Regions from separate parts of the Homo sapiens genome. Here region 1 is linked to region 2. A link is an interaction called in ENCODE POLR2A ChIA-PET data of the cell type or tissue named here. Cell type or tissue: IMR-90. All regions are shown on one strand.

Evidence for each region. Peaks named below come from ENCODE experiments on the same cell type or tissue, not always from the same donor. Only the 100,000 strongest peaks of a DNase experiment are listed, where the experiment ranks them.
Region 1: POLR2A ChIA-PET joins it to region 2 with 17 read pairs; 5 of 35 experiments call an interaction of 5 or more read pairs at or near these places.

What each region holds. Positions count from the first base shown.
Region 1 is chr2:216,689,037-216,694,036 of GRCh38, reverse strand. The region is part of intron 1 of IGFBP5 (insulin like growth factor binding protein 5); the gene reads left to right. It overlaps LOC124900515 (a long non-coding RNA gene), which reads left to right and starts at 2,473. Exons shown (of 2, transcript XR_007088080.1): 1 at 2,473-2,581; 2 at 3,610-5,000. In IMR-90, no CTCF peak of the experiment used is centred here; DNase peaks (open chromatin) are centred at 666, 2,406 and 2,976; H3K4me3 peaks cover 4,327 bases; H3K27ac peaks cover 4,410 bases.
Region 2 is chr2:217,335,917-217,340,916 of GRCh38, reverse strand. It overlaps DIRC3-AS1 (DIRC3 antisense RNA 1), which reads right to left. Exons shown (of 6, transcript NR_133642.1): 5 at 4,336-4,959. The region is part of intron 8 of DIRC3 (disrupted in renal carcinoma 3); the gene reads left to right. Among named protein-coding and RNA genes, the nearest start is that of DIRC3-AS1, 56 kb to the right of the region's middle. In IMR-90, no CTCF peak of the experiment used is centred here; a DNase peak (open chromatin) is centred at 2,206; H3K27ac peaks cover 3,779 bases.

The sequences.
Region 1 (5,000 bases), 650 kb after region 2:
TGGAAAAAAAATCTCTTTTGTTAAAATATTATTTTAATTGCGGCCTGGAGAGAGAGGCATTACCTATCTTCTGAGCTAATTCCACCTTTGTCCCTCTTGGCCCCTCCACCCCCGTGCCTCCAGACGTTTCTATCCCTCCACCCCTACACACACACCACAAACACCCCACATCCTTGGTAGCTAATGCCTTTCGGGTGGGAGCCCTGAAGCCCCTCCCATGTGCATAACCATTGCTTTTTATTGAAGATGATTGCCTGTGGTAGATGGTAAAACATATTTAACTGCAAAATGACTTTTATTTTATCCCAGGAAGGGAAAAAAATACTTTAGGAGTGCGGGGGTGCGGGGTGGGGGTGGGGAAGAGTAGAAAGGAAGGGTTTGGTATTCTGTGCCTGGTGTTCGTTTCTGAATCTAATTCCTTTTCCCCCTCTCCAATTCAGATTTTACCTAGGATGAAAGGTGGACATAGGGCTGGGAGGCAAAAGGGGATGTGAGATTCAGAGCTTTCAACTTCCTCGCCTATGCAGATTCCTGGCACCACCACCACCTCCACCCCCGCCCCGCAATTCCTCCCTCCGCAATCCCCCCACCCCGCCCTCCCCAATCTCTTAAACCAGATCACAAGTGGGTGTGGATTAAGTGCATGAGGGGCCCTGGAAACGCAGAATGCAAAATTCAGGGGGCGGAGACAGAAAAGCCACGCACTGGGAGCCTCGCCTCCGCTTGCCCCGCCCCCGGGTTGCGCCGCCCCCAAATTCTCGGCGCCAGGAGTCTAGGGTTGAAATGATTGACACAGCTACTTGTTCAATCAGAACAGTTCTACCCCCTTAGACTGAGTTTCTTTTTGGAAAGAGTTACCTGATCTTTAGTTAAAAAAAAAAAAAGTTAAATAAACTACATAAAAGTCTGGGTTCTAAGACGTCAAACTGGCTATTGATTCTCTCCAAAAGGGGTTAAAACTTGGCTAAACAATGTTTATTTGGCGTAGTTTAGTTACGGAGACAGTTTAGTTACGGGGGCAATCCCCTTCTCCCTCCCTGTCCCTTTCCGTTACTCACGAGCACCCTAACATGAGTTTTCTGAAGTGCAAATTTCAGTCACTATAGTGCAGGAGAGGAGTGCGTCCGCGCTTGCCAGGAGGCCGGAGAGCTTCCTGTGTTCAGCCTCAGTCCCCGCAAACCCTGCAGGGTTTGAGTGGCGCAGGGGCCAGCCCCTCTAGCTTTGCAAGAGGTAGTCGATCTCCAAACCTGCAAAAAGTCGATCTTTTTGCAGGTTGCAGCCTGCAAAAAGAGGAAAAGGGGAGGATGTGCAGGCTCTGGGAACCCCAGAGACCGGCTTGTGAGATTATTTTTATTAAGATCCACTTTTCAAAGGCGGTCCTGCCCGCCTTCATCTTGGGGGATGTGGATTTGGAAAAGCCTAGCGGAGAAGGAAAACATTAATTGATTTCCCGGCTTGGGAGCCACCGCCCTGGGTAACAATCCAGTCACACCGAAAGAACGTAAGGTGTCACTCAGCCGCATCCTGGCTCCACTTATTATTTACCAAGCGTGTAGTGTGATGTGGCTAGTGTGAAGGGTGTACACGCAGAGCGCACGCGCGCGCAATTGCTAGGCGAGCACGGAGGGCGCATCACACACACACACACACACACACACACACACACACACACACGACACTTCAGTCCCAAGCAAGATCCCCTGTAGAATTCCCTGCCGCCCCTTGCTCAACCCCCACCTTCTGAGTGCCTTTGGGCCAACCCGAAGCCGCCTCTTCTACCCGCCCCCTCCCCAGCACTCCTCTCCGACTCCACCCCGCCGAAGGCAGGTGCCCGGCCGGCTGCTGTTGCGGGTTGGCGGCGCTCCACCGCTGCTGGTGCCGACATCTTCTTCCCGAACAGATGGGATGGGAGTGGGCGCTCCTGGAAAGGGCGTTTTAGCCGGACAACCACTGGGCGGGTCCCCAAAAAGTTGGAGATGGTGTAGAGACCGTTCTTAAGGAGAGAGAAATGGACAGAGAGAGGGAGAGTGCCCTTTTGGTCCTTTAGCCAAAATTCCTGCTTCCCAACACACCTCCTACCTCCCTCCTCTCCCCCACCCCCGCCAAAATCTGAGCTTGCAGATATGGATTTGCCCCCTCCCTCCCGCAGTTGCAGCATACACACACACACACACACACACACACACACACACACACACACGACATATTATATCTATATAATTATATATTGTATATATGGTATATACTATATTATATATATTTATATGTAACCAAACATGTAGAACCCAAAAAAGGTGCATTTCTGGAATCAGAAATGGGGAGCAGAAGAGAGTGAGGTGGCAGGCAGCCAAAGCCTCTGGGAGGGAAAGGAGAGGGCGGAGGAGAGGGTGTTTTGCTAGGCTGTTGCTGAGCAACTGGAGAGGGAGTGGGCCCGAGAGCAGGGTGCTGAGAGCGAGCCTGGCTCTGCATTTCATTCTGGCCAGTTCAGGAGCAGAGATAGATACGGAAAAAAGAATGTGTGTGAGGCTGGAGGGAGATGAAAGACGGGAGTTATTTGATGGGCAAAGCTCAGTAAATAGCGGTGAGTGGAGGGAGTCAAGGAAGTACTGGGTTTGCTTTCGGGCATTTTTGGTGGGGAATGAGGTTTGATGGGCTGGTCCCCAGCATAGATACCGGGGTTCGGGTAGGTCTCCTCTGTGCTGGTGAGACATTCAGTTTAAGATGTAGGGAGCCGTGGGTTCTGGCTTTCGGTTCTGTCATTAAGAAATGAGACACCGTGGGACAAAAAATAGGCTTCTGGAAAAGAAAGCAAAAGCATTACCTAAATAAAAGTGAATTCAGCCTTTGCTTCTTTGAGGGGTTTGGCCTCCATCACCCTGGCTTCAACTCCAAGCCTGGTCTAAAATGCCATGTTGAAGTCGAGTTCCAGAGTTAGGTTTATTGGCCAAATTTATGTCTGGGTTGAGCAAGATCATGGAAAACTGAAGGAGCCAAATTCCTTTCCCACCCGCACCCCCTCCCTCTGAAACAAGTCTTTGAGAGGATGGCGTGCCCTGAGCCAACCAAAACGGGAGTTGGGAAAACGAGATGGGGCTTTAACTGGACTTTTCTCGCCACCTCCGCCCACCGCCCCCGCCCCCGCCCACCCCGCCCCCCCTCCCCCACCTTTCTGCTGTGTCAGCTCAGACTGGAAGAACAAGCAGAGTTAGCCCTAGTGAGAGCTCATATTCTTTCCATTTCTCTTTTTCCCCTTTCTCACCCCTCCCTCCTACTCTTCCCTCCGACCTTCTCCATCCACCCCCCGACCCCCCACCCCAACTCTAAGGCATCCCCTGAGGGCTTGAGTTTTAAGTCAGAGCAGCTGTGAGTTAGTCCCGGGGCTTGGGCTGGATTTGAGCAGGCAGGTGGGCCTGCAGCTGCAGAGGGTGGACCAGCCTGACCCTAGGAGCCAGAGGTCATCGTGAGGGTTACAGCAAAGGGCATGGGAGCAGGAATTCCCTGCAGAAGCCCTGGCCCCCTTAATGGAGCGAAGAAGCCAGCGGGAAGGGAAGGTAATACTTGTCTAAAGTTTCTACTTTGTACCTGAGCAATGCCTATGAAACTTTTAAGATATTTAGTGTGTGGAAAATAAAACTCTGGAGAAGAGATCACCACACTCCAGACCCACTACATCCAGAAACTGGAAGAAGATCATAAAGAGCAGGTACCAACCAGGGGCCAGAGCAGAAGGGAAGAGGGTGGGAGAATGGCTGCGTTGAGTCAAGCAGGCGATTTGGAGGGGTTTGTTTAGTTTTACATTTGCTTTTTCTCTACAGTTGGTCCAAAAGCTGCAATTCCCAGAGACTATCCTTAAATTGCAATCAGGACATGTTATTCAAAACAGTAAGACTGATTACACATTGATTACATACTTGCAAAAATAAATAATAAAATAAACAAGGATGGCAGTGTAGGCTTCTACTCCCCTCCCCCAATACCAGTGAAATCCCCCCCTTTTATTTCCAGTTTCATTTCTTTCCATAAATTCTGTTATGATGTCATTTCTCTCTCTCTCTCTCTTTTTAAAAAATATAAATCCAGAGGAGTGACTGAAAATCTCTGTGAGGAGGAGAGGTTATATTCCCACCTTGGCCACTATGCTGTTGGTTTAGAGCACCTAACCAGGTTAGTTAGTTAGTGCCTGGCCACTCAGCTTAGCTCAGTCCTAGTGTCTCTCCAGGAATTGTCTGGGTATTGGCCAAATAATGTTAAAGCTGGAAGGAACCCATAGCCATCATCACAGTCAAGGTCCTAGTTTTAGAATGAGGATACTGAGGCCCTGAGTGGGAAGTCACTTGCCCAAGATGTGGCAGCAGGGTTAGAGACAGACAAGGGGCTGGGACTCAGCTCTTTCCCGCAGGGGCTCCAGCACTGCATTCAGCCATTCCTGGCTTTCTCGCTAGTCACTGGGGCTCATGCCTGGACCTGGGCTAACCTGCAGTAAGGCCTTTGGCAAACACTGCCAGATGCTATCACTCCATGACATAAGAACCCATAATCTGAAGGCACTCTGTTTTAGGGGCAGTAGGAAAAGGAGTGAAGCGGCCCCAAAGTGGAGAGGGCCACACTCTCTTATTTTCACACTCACTTCTGTCCCTTTTTCTACACAGTCTTGCATACAAGCCTGGCTTAGGCTAGTGGTTTGGTCAGAGAAAGAGGACCAAGAGGGTGTGAAGGAGGGGTGTTCACCCCAGCTTTCAGGTCCATGCGCCAAACCTCATTTTCTACATGACAGGAAGCTCTCCTGATGTGGAGAGGCAGGCAGGCCTGGCTGCCTCTGAGCTGTGCAGCGGCCTGTAGTCTTGAAGAACATGGTGCAGAAGTGGCCCGCTTCCAACAGCACAGTCCTCACGTGGTGCCAACAGAAAGCAGAGATCGAGAGAGGGTGTGGTTGGATGGGGTGAGTGCAGTAACTAGGAAGTTCTGCATCCGAAGGAGAGAAGGAAAACCATATACCACCA
Region 2 (5,000 bases):
GCTTTGATTAATCCAACTGTGGAGATCCTAAAGGAACCACCCTTATTTCAGTGAGAGGCTATAAATGCAGAAGCCACACTCTATTAAGGAATCTAAAGATCCTTATGTGTGAGACTAAGCAATATTTTTTTACAAATGGAGAAGATATGGCTTTAATTTTTGTAGTCTTTAAGAATGTTGGCCTTTAATTTCTTTAGATTATAATACTAAAAGGGATTTGAATTTTGGACTTGATTGCTCTCTGGGAGTTTAATATTAGGAGATAGTTCAAATTCAAACTTGAGTTATTCTTATTGCACTGACATTGTATTTTAGGTTGTATTGGTATTATTTGGGTGTGGTGTATAACTTCTGATGAATTCTATTGGGCATCTTGGCCAGTGACAATCTGAGATAATATATAGAATAAGGAATACATTTCAAGCCTAGAGTATTTACTTAATACTTAGGTAAATACTTGTCTAAGTATTAAGAGTTTTAAGTATTAGAGTTTACCAGGGCAAAGATTAAACTGTACACCATGATCCAGACAGTATACACAAGGAAGAGGGGGTTGACATGGAGAGAGAAACCTCACAAAGGCAGGAGTAGGACTGCCCTGAGACTACCCAAGGGAACAGCCTAAGCCCTGGTAGACCACTAGTCTAATTACAACCTAATAGTTTAAGAAAACAGAATCTTGAGAGTGTTAGAGGAGACCTTCTGTATTCTTCATGTTTTCAGAAAGGGAGAAGATTTCCACTACTCTACCCAGCAAGAAAAAGTTGGGAAGAACGCGCCTCTCTTTGCCCACCCCATCGTGTTTGTGCGATTGGGTTTCAAGGTTTAGAAACCTGTGGCTCAGTCCCATCTGAGTTGTTGTTTTCCTACATCTGCCCTTGTCCTTTCTTCCCTACTGAGCTCATGGAGGTTAGGGGTCAGTTTTACGTACTTCCTGGAGGCTCTTTAGAGCACTGACTTCTTCTTTCCTGACTCCTGTAGCCTAATGGATATGAGAGAGGGACTCTGGGTTAGAGAGGCTTCTCTGCAGACTCTCTCACTCCCTTGAGAAGAGGCCCCAAGGTCTAAATCTGGGAATTGAGAATTCCTTTCTGGCCATGGGCCCACACCAATAGTTTCAAAAATGGATTTATTTGCCATAATGCTGATATTTTGATTTTCCTATTATCTGACTCCTTGATTCCAAAGTTGAAGTGGTGGTGGTAATGAGAGAGATGAGATGAATTATCACCTCTAAATTCTCAACAAGTATTAGCAAAAGAAACACTCACTGATGCAGTAAAAGTTTCCCCGGAAGGATCTGACAAACCCCGCTTCCAGGGCAAAGCCAGGACTGTTGGGGAAGAACAGAGTTGCAGAAGAGAGTGAGGGATCCTTAGAGAAAGAAAGATGGATTTTACCATGTCCCCTGGGGGTGGATTCTGTACAGACTAATAGATAACTCAATAAGAAAAGCCAACAAACACTTTGGACCACAGTCTGGAGCAACGTGTTTTCTGTAGGTGTCTAATAATAACATTTTCTTCCTGGTGATGTACTGCACCATCACAGCTTCCTAAACATCATGGGAATTATTAAGGGGAGGCATACATATGAGACATTTAGGAAACATCTATTGAATACATACATGACAGCGAGGATTTCTATCTCATAGACTTAATAAGAGATCCAGCACACTAAAGGGACACTTTGAGGAAAAAAGGGCAAAACCAAAATCCTATCTCGTCAATCTGAAAAAATTATACATGGGAGTCACATAAGCACTTAGCAGAAATAAGCAAATGTGGAAGGAAGTACTACCAATAGAAGATCATTGGAAAGGGGGAAAATAAATAAATATATAAAATATATTCATGTATATGTAGTATATAAATATATACATAATATTATATATAATGTCCCTCTTAAATAACTTGATACCTTCATATTAAATGACATATCCATATTAAAGTCTTTTTTCTAAATTGTTTCATCACAATTTTAAACTAAGCCTGAGGAAAATGCCCTAGAATGACCCTGGTGAAACTACAAATAAAGGAAAATTCAAAGTATTTCCCTTGTGTTAAATGGAAAATTGTTAGGGATGAAGATGCCAGATTGAAAGATGAAAAGAGAAAAAAAATCTAATCAGGAAATGCAAAAGCTAAGGTTTTAGCAAATTAGCTCACCCTGATGACTCATCCCAGATGTATTAAGTTCACATTTAACAGCCTCTTCATTGAAGATACAAAATACCATCTGTCTGTTGCCGATGAGTTAATGTTAGTCTCAAAGCCTTAAAGTTCACATTTCCTAATTCTTTTGTTTGGAAATAAATAACCTTTATGTTGCAGTGGGAATGTAATTTTTCTTTCTTTTTTTTTTTTTTTTTTGCCCAATTGAGAGGAATAAATACAAAAATTCCAAAACGAAGCTCTCAGGTTGTGAAATGTTCTGTGGGTCAAAGACGCCTGGCTCTGTGTACAAGCTGCCTCGCCTGGATCCATCCCTGGGATTCTTTTTAGGATTATGTTACTTGCCTCTTTAGCCAAATCTCAATTCTTCATTCAAGTTGGGCCCACATGCAAAGCTGAAATGGGAAATACCTGTCAGGCCTCAACCTTGATTCTCAGAAAATGCCTCCAAGGGCAAAATAATAGCCCTTCCATTTATTCCGACCCTCTTTCCTCAACAGCGTTTTTCTTTTTTAGTAGAAAAATGCTATTTGGCTTGTGCCACAATATTTGGCCTTGCACATTTTGGGCACTTCAAGTAGGAATAGGGAAATAATGAAGACGATTCACCGATAATCTTCTCTATACAAATACAAGAAGAATCATAAAAGGGAGAAAAAACTGGCTGTGCTTTTGAGATCCCAGGGACCAAACTATATATCATAAACACTGGATCTAATCCCAAGATTTGGTTTCAGTTCCAGCCCAGTCACTAAGTCACCAGTGACCATGGGGAAGTGACCTCATACCCTGGGCCCCAGTTTTTCCTTCTTCAAGTGATGGGAGAGGACTGAAATTGTCTAAGGCCATATATCCATTGCATTGATGCAGAATGCTTGGATTTAAAAAAAGAATTTTTTTTTTTTTTTTTTACAGACCCTCATGTTACTTGGTGAGCGTGGTGAGCTCAAGACAAATACTTTGAGAAATTTTGTTCCAGGCTCTCTACACTTAAATTCTTTGCATTCCAGGCCTCCCCAAATTAAGTCTCAATGTAGCTTTTCAATTTCTACTTCCACTTCTTCCCTGCTCCTGGACTTTTAGTTTCCTGCAAATATCTCTTATATTTCTTCTCCTTCTTTGTTCATGCTGTTCTCTCTACTATTCTTGCCTTCTACCTCTGCTTACCAAAATCCTACTTCAACCCGTAATCATGAATGTATTTTTTCAATATGTTCTTCCTGCTGTCCCTGGATTTTTCTTTCCTAGCAATTTAATGTATTAATATGTTCCTCCAATCCTGGGTTTCTTAACCTCAGCACAGTTGACATTTGAACCTGATACCTTTTGTTGGGGGGCGTTGTAGGGAGAGAGGGAGAGGCCTGTCCTGTGCATTGCAGGACATTTAGTGGCATTTCTGGCCTCTACCCATTAGATGCCAGTACTACTTCCCTCTCCCTAAGCAGTGACGAATGAAAATGTCTCCAGAGATTGCCAAATGTCCCCTGATGGGGTAAAATCACCCTTGGTTGAGATTCACTGCTCTAACCCTCTATTCTATCCATAGTATAAATGGGTTCAAAATCAGGCAGTCCTGAGTTTGAATCCTGGTTCCATCACTTGTTACTCTGTGACCTTGAGGAAGTTGCTTAACCTCTCTGAGCTTTAGTTTTCTTATGAATAACGTGAAGTGAACAGTTTCTGGCTAGCAGAATCGTTGTGTGGGTATGAGTTTTAGAAGAGATTCAGACATAGTTGGGATTGTTTGACGATCTTTGAGAAGTTGGTTGCAATGACCCTTAGGAGTTTTTAAGAGATACCTGCTTCTCAAGGAAGGACTTGAATGCTTAGCAACAACCACAACAAAATATTTGTGTAGGGACTACTATGTACCTACCAATGCTCTCAGCACATTGTATACATTACATAAATTAAAGTAACTCATAACAAAACAATGGCTGGAGAGTGAGGAGTGATTCTGATATTTTGGTAATTTATATTCAGTCAACAGTGGTCACAGCTTCTACTCACTCAGGCGTGGGTTGTTAGGAGTGAGAGGACTGTCACTAAATGCTTATAGAACAGTTTAACTAAACACTATATTATTTGTCACCCAACTTTCACTGCCATGGACCCCTCTCCTGCCCCCACACAAAGGGTATGGAATCATATTCTCCTCTACCTCATCAAACTTCTCGGAAAGCTCAAATGGAGAGGGATGGTGAGCAGTGGCTGAGGAGTAGCAGCTCCCAGGAAGAGCACTCTTGGTGTTGCGATCTTTGAATGACGTCTTGGGCTCCATGGCGCAGCTGGACAGACAGATGTGTACAGATGGACGGCCGCAGCGGTGCAGCTGCAATGCCCAGCGGAAGCAGCAATGTTCAGCACTTCAGAAGTAGCACTGCCTTACCTGGGTGGCACTGGTGGCCTCTGGGGCGAAGCCGCTGGGCCTCCTGCAACAGTGATAAAGTCTCCAGCAACCTGTGGGGAAAGGCCTTGCAGAAGACACTCTGGAAACAGAACAATTCAGGAGGCCGGCCAGCAGTGAGAGGTCCCGCATCCACTGAGGTGAACAACAGTGCCGTGGGATGTAAGTTGTTTCAAGTATCAGATCCACAGACATTATGTACTGAGCCACACCACTTTTGGACTCTAGAAAATATATAATACATCTAGTATTGTGGGTTTCTTCCCTTTGTCCTTGAGACAGGTAGAGTGATTCTGAAGCAGCTGAAATCGCCCACCATCTTCACTTGTTCATAGGGCCAATCTTGCTTGAGAGAATTTTGTTCATTATTTCCATTGCCTATCAAGCACATGGCAAAAAACACGTATTTAGAAATGTTA